Linked DNA regions of Homo sapiens: all the other regions are linked to region 1. Evidence: chromatin contacts called from ENCODE Hi-C or POLR2A ChIA-PET data. All regions are on one chromosome and are shown on one strand. Each heading gives the region's core, a stretch centred on a gene start or an enhancer-like site at or near the end of the contact. The rest is flanking DNA. Distances are from core to core; before and after follow the strand shown.

Region 1 (3,237 bases), core at 243-2,742:
ATTACCATTAAAACCTTTTATTGTGTTGTTTAATTCAAGAAGGTCGCTGAATCCATCAAAGTTTCTCATAGATTGACACATGCTCTGGCAATCCATGGAAGTGTCCTTCATGAAGGTTTTCATTACTTTGTGTTTCTGTTATTATCTGCAGACATCTTTCTGTAGTCTGTGATACATTAGGAGTTCAAAAAGAGAAGGTGGCTGCAAGTGTGCTTTACAGTTTGACCAGATGTGTAGCCAGTGTCATGAAATACATCCAATTATACTATAAATAGAGGGCAGAGGCTTACTATTTACCACTTGGTGATTAATAAAATGTGCAGAATGCTGAGACATATCTCACTCCCTATTACTCAATTACTATAACCACTCTTCTTCCAGAAAAAGACAAGTCTTGCAGATGTTAGAGAATGGATTTCATAATGGAAGTCTCTTTAAAATAGCCTGAAAAAAATGGAGCTTAGATTGCAAACCAGAAGAGGCTGGATTTTTCCTCTTTTTTTCCAAAAGTAATAAAACTGCAGACAATAAAGATATTCAAATAAATAAAACAAATCTCTGATTTCACTAAATATTCTCTAAAACTGAAGGTAGAAACCTACACATACATTGTGAAAAATTTGCTCTTGCAATTGGGCTACAGAATGTCCTATAAAATTTACAGCAAAAAATATATTAATCTGTAGTTGTTAAGAAAATTACCTGTCTTATGTGAAAAGTTTTCTATTTTCTTTCTCCCTGTGGTTTCAGGTTTAGACAGTAAGGACGTTTCTCTATTTGAATTTCATGTAGGCTCATATCCAGTAGAAGGTGAATCATGTCTCATATCATGTGGGAGAGCTAGTAAGTTAATTAAAGTGGTTAAGAACTTGGAGAGGGCAAGAAAAAATAATATATATATATATTTTTTATATACAATATATTTATTTTAAATATATACATATATATATATAAATGTAAATATACATATATTTATCTGATAGATACTGGAAATTAAAAATCCAGAGAAATATATGTTGCATTTTTGGGTGGCTGAATGAATGTATACACTTTGTTGATGAAGTGCTTTCCACTGTAAACTTTAAGCCAGGCACTAACCATTTGCCTGCTCCCACACTGAGACCCAGGGCAGGCACGTAAACAGAAGTACAAACTTCCCAGAACAAAATTCCTGCTGAGGATGCAGGGATTATTTATCTAAATTCAAAATAAATCCAGAGTCTATGTTTGTCTAACAGCCTGGACAGACATTCACCCATTCTCTGCTCCCTCACCACCTCAGTTTTTTTTTTTTTTTTCCTGGTAGAATTAAATATTGTCATTTTCTGAACATGATGATTGATGCTTGGGTGTTTCTTTCCTGTGGCTGGCCTTGGCTGTACCGATCTCTCACTTCCCCAGCTGTTTCCTATGTAACTGTTACATAAGATTACTCTTGCCTCTGCTCACTCCTTTACTGCGGGAACCGTTGTGGTTCAGTTGCGTCCAAATGCATTTCAGGGCAAGGCAGTATAATAGAAGCAGGAAGAGATGGCTTTTTGAATTGGTGTACAGCAAAGCCAAGTGGAAAGTAAAGAAATTACATAACAGATTTGAAATATGTTGAGCGATATTTTGGAAAATTATGAACTGGGGAAGACTTTGTGCTTATCTCTATTGAATTTCCACTACCATTGACTTCAAGTGTTGTTTAGACATCGCTGATATTTAAAGATGATATATCTGAGTGCAAAGACTACTGTGATAAATTCATTGATTTACAGCCACTTTCTGTTAGCTATTTAATTATACCTTCCCACTTCTTTTGTGTATTTCTTTATCATATAGGACATTTCTGAGCACTTGGATATAGTCACTTGCAGTTGGGGCTCTGTCTAAGATCTGACATGCTTTAAGAGTTGATGATGGATGAGGGAAAAGATGTTTGTTGAACCTTTCATATGTTTCTGGAAATAAACAACAAAACAGAACAAAATAGATGGGCAAGAAGAGAAGAGACAGAGGGAAGAAGAGGAAAAGAAGAGAAGGGAAGGGAGGAAGGAAGGAAAGAAAGGAAGGAAGAGCGGGAGGGAGGGAGGAAGAAAGGAACTGTGTCAATATACTTATGGAGAAAGTTTCCAGAAATAACCACCATATGTGGCTACATGAACCACCCCTGGGACTATTGCCATTTGGTTAAAAAATGAATATGTTACTTGAGTAAGGGACACAGTCTCAAGTTCTGATTCAATAAATTGGCATTAGGGTGAAAAATACCTATTAACTTATGTTGCTGCCTTCTCTTTAAAAACAAAACAAACAAAACATAACAAAACAAATGATCCTGTAGTATTGACCTTTGGGGCTCAGTACAACCAGATTTCAAAATATCTCAAGCTTGAAGGCTCCCACCATTTCCCTCAGAGACTATTTCATCATCCAACTGATCTAAAACATAAGGAAGTTTTTTCCAGTTATTATTCCCCAAGTTCCTTTTTTTCTAAATGTCATCCTATTATTTACACTATTTCATTGTGCTTTATTTTTATACCTTGGATTTTATAGCCACCAAGGACTGGAAGATGGCTGGTCATTTAACCCTCTTTATGCAACCTTTTGCCAAGAGAACACAAAAGAGTTATTAAGTTGTGCATTATGGAGATTTGTAAAACCTACTCATAAATCAAGAATCCTTGGGGACAGGGATATGATAAAAGGAAAATTGCCTTTTACATTTACTTTTCTTTTTTCGTTTCAAACCCTTCTACCAACTGAGGTGTCTGCCGATGTTCTGATAGATAGAAACACTAGGGTGTGAATGAAAGAGCCATAGCCTGTCAGGGCAGGAAGGAAACCTCCCTAAACACGATCTAAACCAATTCCTTCATCGCCAGGAGCTTCTCACATATTTCTGTCAAGTCATCATTCATACTTCACTAGCAAGGGATATGAATGGAGAAAGATAACTCCATAAAATAAGCAAATTACCAGATACAAAGGCACAGTTCTCATCTTCCATGCGATGGAGCCACATCCCCTGGCCTGAAAGAACAACAGCAACCACAAAACTCAGATGAGGAGTTCTAGAAATTAAATGTCAACCTCATTTAACTCTCATATCATAAAGTGGATTTATCTCCACTTCAAAATCAGAAAATAGGATTAGAGAGTTAATTAATGTGCCCATGTTCTCACAGGCTTTAACTGTTGGAGTCACAGATTGTGATTAGTAAGGAGCTCTGCGACATGTTTCACGGG
Region 2 (3,281 bases), core at 344-2,843, 560 kb before region 1:
CATTATTTCCTATCTGGGATATTTTACTAACTTCTTCACTTGTCTTTCTGACTCTCCCATCCTACCGTCTGTGCGCAAGGACTGTCAGCTCGCTAGTCTTAAGTCACTGCTCTGATGAGGTTAAATGTCACGTCTGTGCTCAAAGTCAGCCTCTGGGTTAAATGTCACATCGGTGCTCAAAGTCAGCCTCTGGCTGTGGAATAAATGGCACATGTTTTCAGCCTGCCATTCAGGGCCCTCTGTTGCTTTTTATTTTCATCTCTTTGTGCCTTTGGCCCAGTAGATTATCTGATATTTTGTGAATAAGACTGATGTTCTCTGTCTTTCAAGTCTTTGCTCATAACAATCACTGTCACTATAGAGCACTTTCCTAACGCGTCTCAGGCACCATCCCAGGTCCTTTCCCTGAGGCATCAGAGTAACGCTAGAGTAAGGACCATAAGGAAGTGAATATCCCAGTCCTGTTTGAGAAGGGAGAAAGCTGGTGCTCTGAGGGGTTTCGATGACTTGCCCAAGGGGCAGAGGCAGGACGCAAAACTGAGGCCGCCTGTCCACTGTCCTCTTCCATGACCCTGTGATTTTCTCTCCCTGGACCCTCCTGTCTCCATTTCTACAAGCAAAGCCCGAACTGACCCAGTATTGTACCCACTTCATGCACGCCTTCCAGGTGCCTGCCCCCTCCCAGACACAGTGAGCCCCCACAGGAAGGTAGACACCTTCCTCATCCCTTCTCCACTCTTACTAAAGAATGGTTTGGTCACCTTTGCTCTGCTGAGACCTGCCCAGAGGGGTTAAGTATCTTCAACAGGACAGGGAAGAGTAGCTTATTGCTAAGCTGTCCCCAACAGGACTGGACCTGGGCCTGGGATTAACAAGAAATAAGTGTTCCACGAGTGTCTGCATAGGCGCTTGGGGCCTGACTCCTACCTGGCCTCTGAGGGCTTCGTGGGCCCCAGAGAGGCAGGGGGGCTTCCTAGCCCTACTCCACCCCATCATCAGTCTGTGGCCCTCTCTGCCTTAGCTCTCTAGGGACTGACACAGGCTTCCTGGCCCAGCTCTAGAGCCCCATCTGCTGCAAAAACCTTAAGTGCCAGAAGCCACTTGCTGCAGATCTGGCGACTTTGTGCCTTCCCCCAATCCTGCACAGGCCTGGTGAGCTTACCTGGATCCATTCATGTGGTCATACTCCCGCTTGACGTTGACCCTCACTGGCTGATTGATCCACTCCTGCTGTGGTGGGAGGGGGTTGATCTTGTGGGGCTGCCCGTAGTCAGGACTCCCCGAGGCAGTCATGTCGGCCTTGGGGAGATGGGCTGCCGCTCCGTACGCTGAGTCAAAGAGGGACTGGTCGTCGCTCACCACCGACAGAGCCTCCTGCAGGGCCAGAGAAGAGACAGAAAGCCCAGTGTCACTCTTCACCCAAGCAAGTGACACTCTTGCTTTGAGCTGGCAAGGTGGCCCAGGGCTGCCCCAGGACAGCTTGTCTGGAAGTTCCTGTTTGACTCACACTCCAGGGGGCAGGTTTGCCCTTATGCAAACCAGATGGGTGTTTGCAGGTTACCTGGGTGAGGAGGGACTTTGGGCAGTGGAGTGGGGATGGAGGAATCATGAAAGTGGGTTTGTTTATTGGTTCTGTAGTCTGGGACCCCCAAAAAGGAGGGTGGGGATAGGGAGGCCAAGAATAGTGGTGACTTGGCATGGAATATAGTATTGTGGTGGTGTGTGAATGCTAGATTTTTCCAGGCATAAGCAGAAATGCCTCTTACGAGCTGAGTGGAGTCATCAGCAATGAAGGGGAGATGAGATCCAGCATTTATTTTCCAGGCAAGGCCAGTGAGATCCACCCAGAGAGGCTAGGTGTGCTGCTCAAGGTCACACAAGGGAAGGGTGGTGCCCATGGCTGTGGCCAGGCCAATTTCAGTTTCCTTATTTGTAACAGGGATAAAAATAGTTTTAGCACAGAGTCGATAGGTGGATTAAATGAGAAGATCTGGTGTGGGGGTGTAGCTTGTAAGAAATGCTCAGTGGTTTGCTGAGGGCCCTCTAGGAGGTGCTGGTGCATCCTGTAGATCTCAATGTTGATGACTCAGCCAGCCAAAGGACGAAAGAGGAACCTCAGACACGTGAAGTGCCAGTCAGGGCAAGACCCTCCAAAAGAGGTTGTTGGGTCCTCCCACTCATATTATCCCATCACTGACTTGGGTGTGACTTTGGGAGATCATGGATTAAGAAAAGAAGCCTTGGCCAGGCATGGTGGCTCATGCCTGTAATCCCAGCATTTTGGGAGCCTGAGGTGGGAGAATCTATTGAGTCCAGGAGTTCTAAACTAGCCTGGGCAATGTGGCAAAACTGTGTTTCTACAAAAACAGAAAGAGAGAAAGAAAGAAAGAAAGAAAGAAAGAAAGAAAGAAAGAAAGAAAGAAAGAAAGAAAGAAAGAAAGAAAAAATTAGCTAGATATGGTGGCATGTGCCCAGCTACTTGGGAGGCTGAGGTGGGAGGATCACTTGAGCCCCGGAAGTAGAGGCTGCAGTGAGCCGTGATCGTGCCATTGCATTCAGCCTGGGCGACAGTCTCGAAACAACAACAACAACGACAACTAAAAAACTTTGCACATTCCGGAGATCTGCTACCAATCAAAACATGAGGGTAAGAGTCTCCCATTATTCCATGTCTCATCGAATCACAGGCATCCAAGGTCAGGGACCAGGGCATAGTGTTCACTACAGTCACATAATTACACCAAAGTAAGTCTTCAGAGAAGATGGTAGTCATCTATAATTGATCTATAATCTATATAATCAATAATTATATAATCTATAATTGTGATAATAGTTGTGATAATACATGCAAAGTACTTAGAAGTCTCTGGCACATAGTGAGTCACACTCAGAACATGTTAGGTATCATGATTATTAGCATTCAAACAAAGATTCTCTTAGGCCACCTGTTAGGGGCTGCCTTGTGTCCTCACAAAATTCATATGCTGAAGCCCTTACCCGCAGTACTCAGAATGTGATTGTATTTGGAGATAGGACCTTTAAGGAGGTAAGGTGAAATGAGGCTGATAGGGTGGGTTCTAATCCAATATGACTGGTGTTCTTATAAGAAGAGGGAATTTGGACACACAGAGAGCCCCCAGGGGAGTGTGTGCACAGAGGGGCTGCCATGTGAGGACACAGCAGTCATTGGCAAGCCAAGGAGAGAGGCCTCTGAGGAAAACCAACCCTGCTGGCACCCTGATCTTGGACTTCCAGTCTCCAGAACTCTGAGCAAATAAATT
Region 3 (3,387 bases), core at 182-2,681, 580 kb before region 1:
GGAGGGTGCAAGGCTCTGGGATCTTTAAACAACAATCCTGGCTGACTACTGGGTCCAGGGAAACCTGGCCTTTTGTTCAGCTGGCATTCTGTTCTCCTTCACCAGTCAAACCCAGGCCTGGAAGTGATAAGATTGCACCAGCTTAATTGCCCAGACTCAAAACCTCTGCCCGACCATCTGAGGCTGCAGGTGGAAAGACCAGAAAATGCAAAATGTGTTTTCCATTAAAGTTTAAATTAAAAATGGGAATGAAGATAGACACCCTTTCCGTGGTCTCCCGGTCGCGCAGTTTCATTCTTTTGAGCAGCCACTGTTTGAAGACGCAGTTTCTTAGTGTTTTTTTTTCCAGGTCAGACCCAGATTGACATACAAAACGAACTTGTTTGTAAAACTTAAAAAAGGCTCTTTTTCTTTCTGCCTCCCCACCTCCCCCGGGGCCTCGGGGCTCCCAGCCTTGCGCAAACTCCCCCCAGCGGCCCTGAGCCTGAACTGCCAGCCCGGCGCCCTCCGTTTCTTCGAGGTCCTTCCCCGCCTTGGCCTGAGAAGGGACAAATCTCGTTCCCGCAGCAGCTGCTGCGAAGGCTCCTCTGCCACACGGGGTGTGTCCGGGAGAGATACTGGTGGGGCCGACAGTCAGGCCCAGAGAAGGACAAAGTTAGCGTGGTGATAGGTTTGGCTTAATCGGCCTCCTTCCAGGAGGCCACAGGAAAGTTTTTGGAAAGCATTTATCTCTTGGTACAAATGACAACAGAAAATGCTGTGGGGGAAGTGGCCGGGCTGCCCACGTGGAAGGCCGGGAGTGAGGCTGCCTTGCCTGTGTGGCGCAGGCTGGCTTGCTGTCTCCAGGGCCGGGGGAACGTCGGCAACGCGAGGCCAGGGACTGGGACTCCAGAGGCCCTAGTCTGAGATGCCAGGTGCTCTCAATCGGCTGGATGCCTTTGAACCAATTTCTGAAGCTGTCTGGGCCTCAGTGGGTTCAGCTTCAAAATGGGTACTGTAGATAGTTGTCCACAAGGGGGCAACCTTTTTTCCTCTGAAGACAGAGCCTCGGTCTATCGCCCAGGCCAGAGTGCGGTGGTGCGATCTCAGCTCACTGCAGCCTCCCCCTCCCGCATTCAAGCGACTCTCCTGCCTCAGCCTCCCAAGTAGCTAGGATTACAGGCGCCCACCACCACACCTGGCTCATTTTTGTATGTTTAGTAGAGACGGGGTTTCACCACGTTGGCCAGGCTGGTCTCCAACTTCTGGCCTCAGGTGATCCACCCGCCTTGGCCTCCCAAAGTGCTGGGATTGACAGGTGTAAACCCTGGAGTTTCCCAGGACTCATGGGAATTACCCCCAAGAACCGTGGCCACCCCAGCCATCACAGTCCTCCTTGCATTTCCTGTGGTGGTGGGGGGGAGGGGTGGGCGCCTGTGTGGCGTGTGACACAGCTCCTCTGGCACAGCTGACACGCCCAGGTGTGAAGAACAAGCACCTCCCTAGCATGCCTGGCCATCAGACAGGGTCTGTAGGGGCACAGGGAACTGCTATTTCTTCTCTACCCTGGAAAATACATTTGCATTTAAAATGTAAAAGTCTAGCTCCCCTCCCAAACCACCAGAATAAATAGTCAAGCACCTTTTGTGAAATGTAAATTTGATGCCAAAGCTTCTTATCCTATGAAGTTTTCCTTTTTCTAGACTTTCTATAAAGCCCAGAAAGATTAGATCAGAGAAGTGCCACCAACTTGGACTCTACTGACTTCCAACCAGCCACAGTCTCAGGTCCCCGATTCTGCTCTATCAACTTTCCTTCACCCTGCAGTACTTCCTCCACCGGAGTGAAGGATCTCAGCTATTTTCCATCCATCTCTTGCTAAAGTGGAAATATCTGAGCCCCACCTTCCTCTCCAATGAAAGGACAAGATGATAAAGCACAAAGAATCAGCACCCTCTCCCCTTGCCTTGACTCATCGCCTCAAACTCTCCACAAGCACTGGCCTTCCTCCTAAGCACAGAACATCCACTGGAAGTCAGTCTGGAAAAACAATAAAGTGTTTGAAGGCTTTAAAAGCGTTTAAAGTGCTGGTTGTCACGGGGGAGTTCCCAGCAATCCAGAGCAGAAACAGAGCAGACACGATCGCCAGCCCATGGCCTCCTGCAGGCGCTTAGCAGCCAGCCACCACCTCACACTAGAGGGTCCCCAAGGCTGGAACCCCAAGGTAGACACCAATTAAAAAGCAGCATGAATCTAAAAGCCTTTTGCCTGACAGTGGATCATTTTAAGTCTAGGTTCCTCAAAAGGATATTTCAATACCATGTTGGGGCAAGTTTTTTTTTTTTTTAATTTAACACGATTATTTTAATTTTTTGCTTTCGCAGGCAGACATGGTTTTTCTATCAGTGCACAGACCACTTTATAATGAGCTTTTCCACCCAACATTGTATCCTAAGCACTTCTCATGGTGTTTCCCAATAATCATTTCAATGGCAGAACAACTACTTCCCATCTTGTGGATGTACTACTGTTCGCCACCATCCTCCACTCTGGATATCTGCCCTGCATTTTCAAATGTCTTCAGTATACAAGCTGGATTCCACCTCCTCTCCACTCTGGAAATATGCTCCACTAATAAGTCCCTTTTGGGAAACCTAATATTTTTATTGATTTGGGGGCACTTTCTGTCTATAAATATTCTTAAAAAGAAAGAAGCAATTTGCTTTTTCTTGCCATGCTATACCCCCCAAAATGCCATCCTCTGCACCTCCACTTCAACCTTGTTATCTGCTCTTCTCCAATAGAAGGTCTCTCTACTGGCGACCAGTGACCACCTTCTCAGGCATTTGTCTCACTTCAGCATCTGTGTTCCCATTGTTCGGTGGCAGGAAGTACTAGGGGACCTTGGGCTGTTTATGGACTGGTTAGGGCCCCGGGGTCATATGGCATGAATGGGCTTTCCCCACATGGAGAGAATGCCTTGAACATTCTCCCAACAAGGGCATCCGCCGAAGAGTCTCGAAGCACTGGGCCCTTTAACTAACAGTTCAGAGCATGCTGTCTATGCTACTGTTGTCCTCTCTACTCCTGGCAAATGAAGGAAAGGGCTTAGGGTTCCTGCAAACTCCTGCTGGAATCAGGTTGCTTTGCTGGTCTCTCCTTCTCATGCTAACCTCCACACACCCACCCTGGCCTGCCTAGATCACTGCAGGACTCTGTTCAAAGATCCTTATTTTTTAAAATTCCACAAACAGTTAAAAGCTGAAAATATGAATTAGAAAGTGCTAATTATCCAAAGCTCTGAAAAACTGGGTGGAAAATTGTCCCCTTTTTTGAAATTGTTTCTTGGGCTGACCTCATGTTGCAGCAAGACTCAGACATGAGGTAATTGCTCCGGAGCTAACAAAT

What was found. A loop is a pair of places that touch in the nucleus more often than their neighbours do. ChIA-PET counts read pairs that join two places held with the same protein, here RNA polymerase II (POLR2A). Pooled maps may share reads with other maps.
Region 2: a loop to region 1 is called in a map of naive thymus-derived CD4-positive, alpha-beta T cell, with 9 times the contacts of the local background. The contact joins two enhancer-like sites. A Hi-C loop is called at or near these places in 2 of 168 maps with a recorded cell type or tissue (both naive thymus-derived CD4-positive, alpha-beta T cell) and 7 of 50 pooled maps. POLR2A ChIA-PET finds 5 or more read pairs at or near these places in 2 of 52 experiments (activated B cell and naive thymus-derived CD4-positive, alpha-beta T cell).
Region 3: a loop to region 1 is called in a map of naive thymus-derived CD4-positive, alpha-beta T cell, with 8 times the contacts of the local background. The contact joins two enhancer-like sites. A Hi-C loop is called at or near these places in 1 of 168 maps with a recorded cell type or tissue (naive thymus-derived CD4-positive, alpha-beta T cell) and 6 of 50 pooled maps. POLR2A ChIA-PET finds 5 or more read pairs at or near these places in 3 of 52 experiments (Panc1, activated B cell and activated T-cell).

The regions. Positions count from the first base shown.
Region 1 is chr11:128,193,511-128,196,747 of GRCh38, reverse strand. No RefSeq gene overlaps it. Among named protein-coding and RNA genes, the nearest start is that of LINC02098, 14 kb to the left of the region's middle. Within about 2 kb of position 1,492, at least 4 of the 41 ENCODE cell types and tissues checked have a DNase peak (open chromatin) inside an H3K27ac peak, as active enhancers do.
Region 2 is chr11:128,756,208-128,759,488 of GRCh38, reverse strand. It overlaps FLI1 (Fli-1 proto-oncogene, ETS transcription factor), which reads right to left. Exons shown (of 9, transcript NM_002017.5): 2 at 1,163-1,374. Among named protein-coding and RNA genes, the nearest start is that of SENCR, 62 kb to the right of the region's middle. RefSeq lists enhancers at 747-1,247, 1,248-1,748, 1,805-2,064. Within about 2 kb of position 1,593, at least 8 of the 41 ENCODE cell types and tissues checked have a DNase peak (open chromatin) inside an H3K27ac peak, as active enhancers do.
Region 3 is chr11:128,774,300-128,777,686 of GRCh38, reverse strand. The region is part of intron 4 of FLI1 (Fli-1 proto-oncogene, ETS transcription factor); the gene reads right to left. Among named protein-coding and RNA genes, the nearest start is that of SENCR, 80 kb to the right of the region's middle. RefSeq lists an enhancer at 354-959. Within about 2 kb of position 1,431, at least 6 of the 41 ENCODE cell types and tissues checked have a DNase peak (open chromatin) inside an H3K27ac peak, as active enhancers do.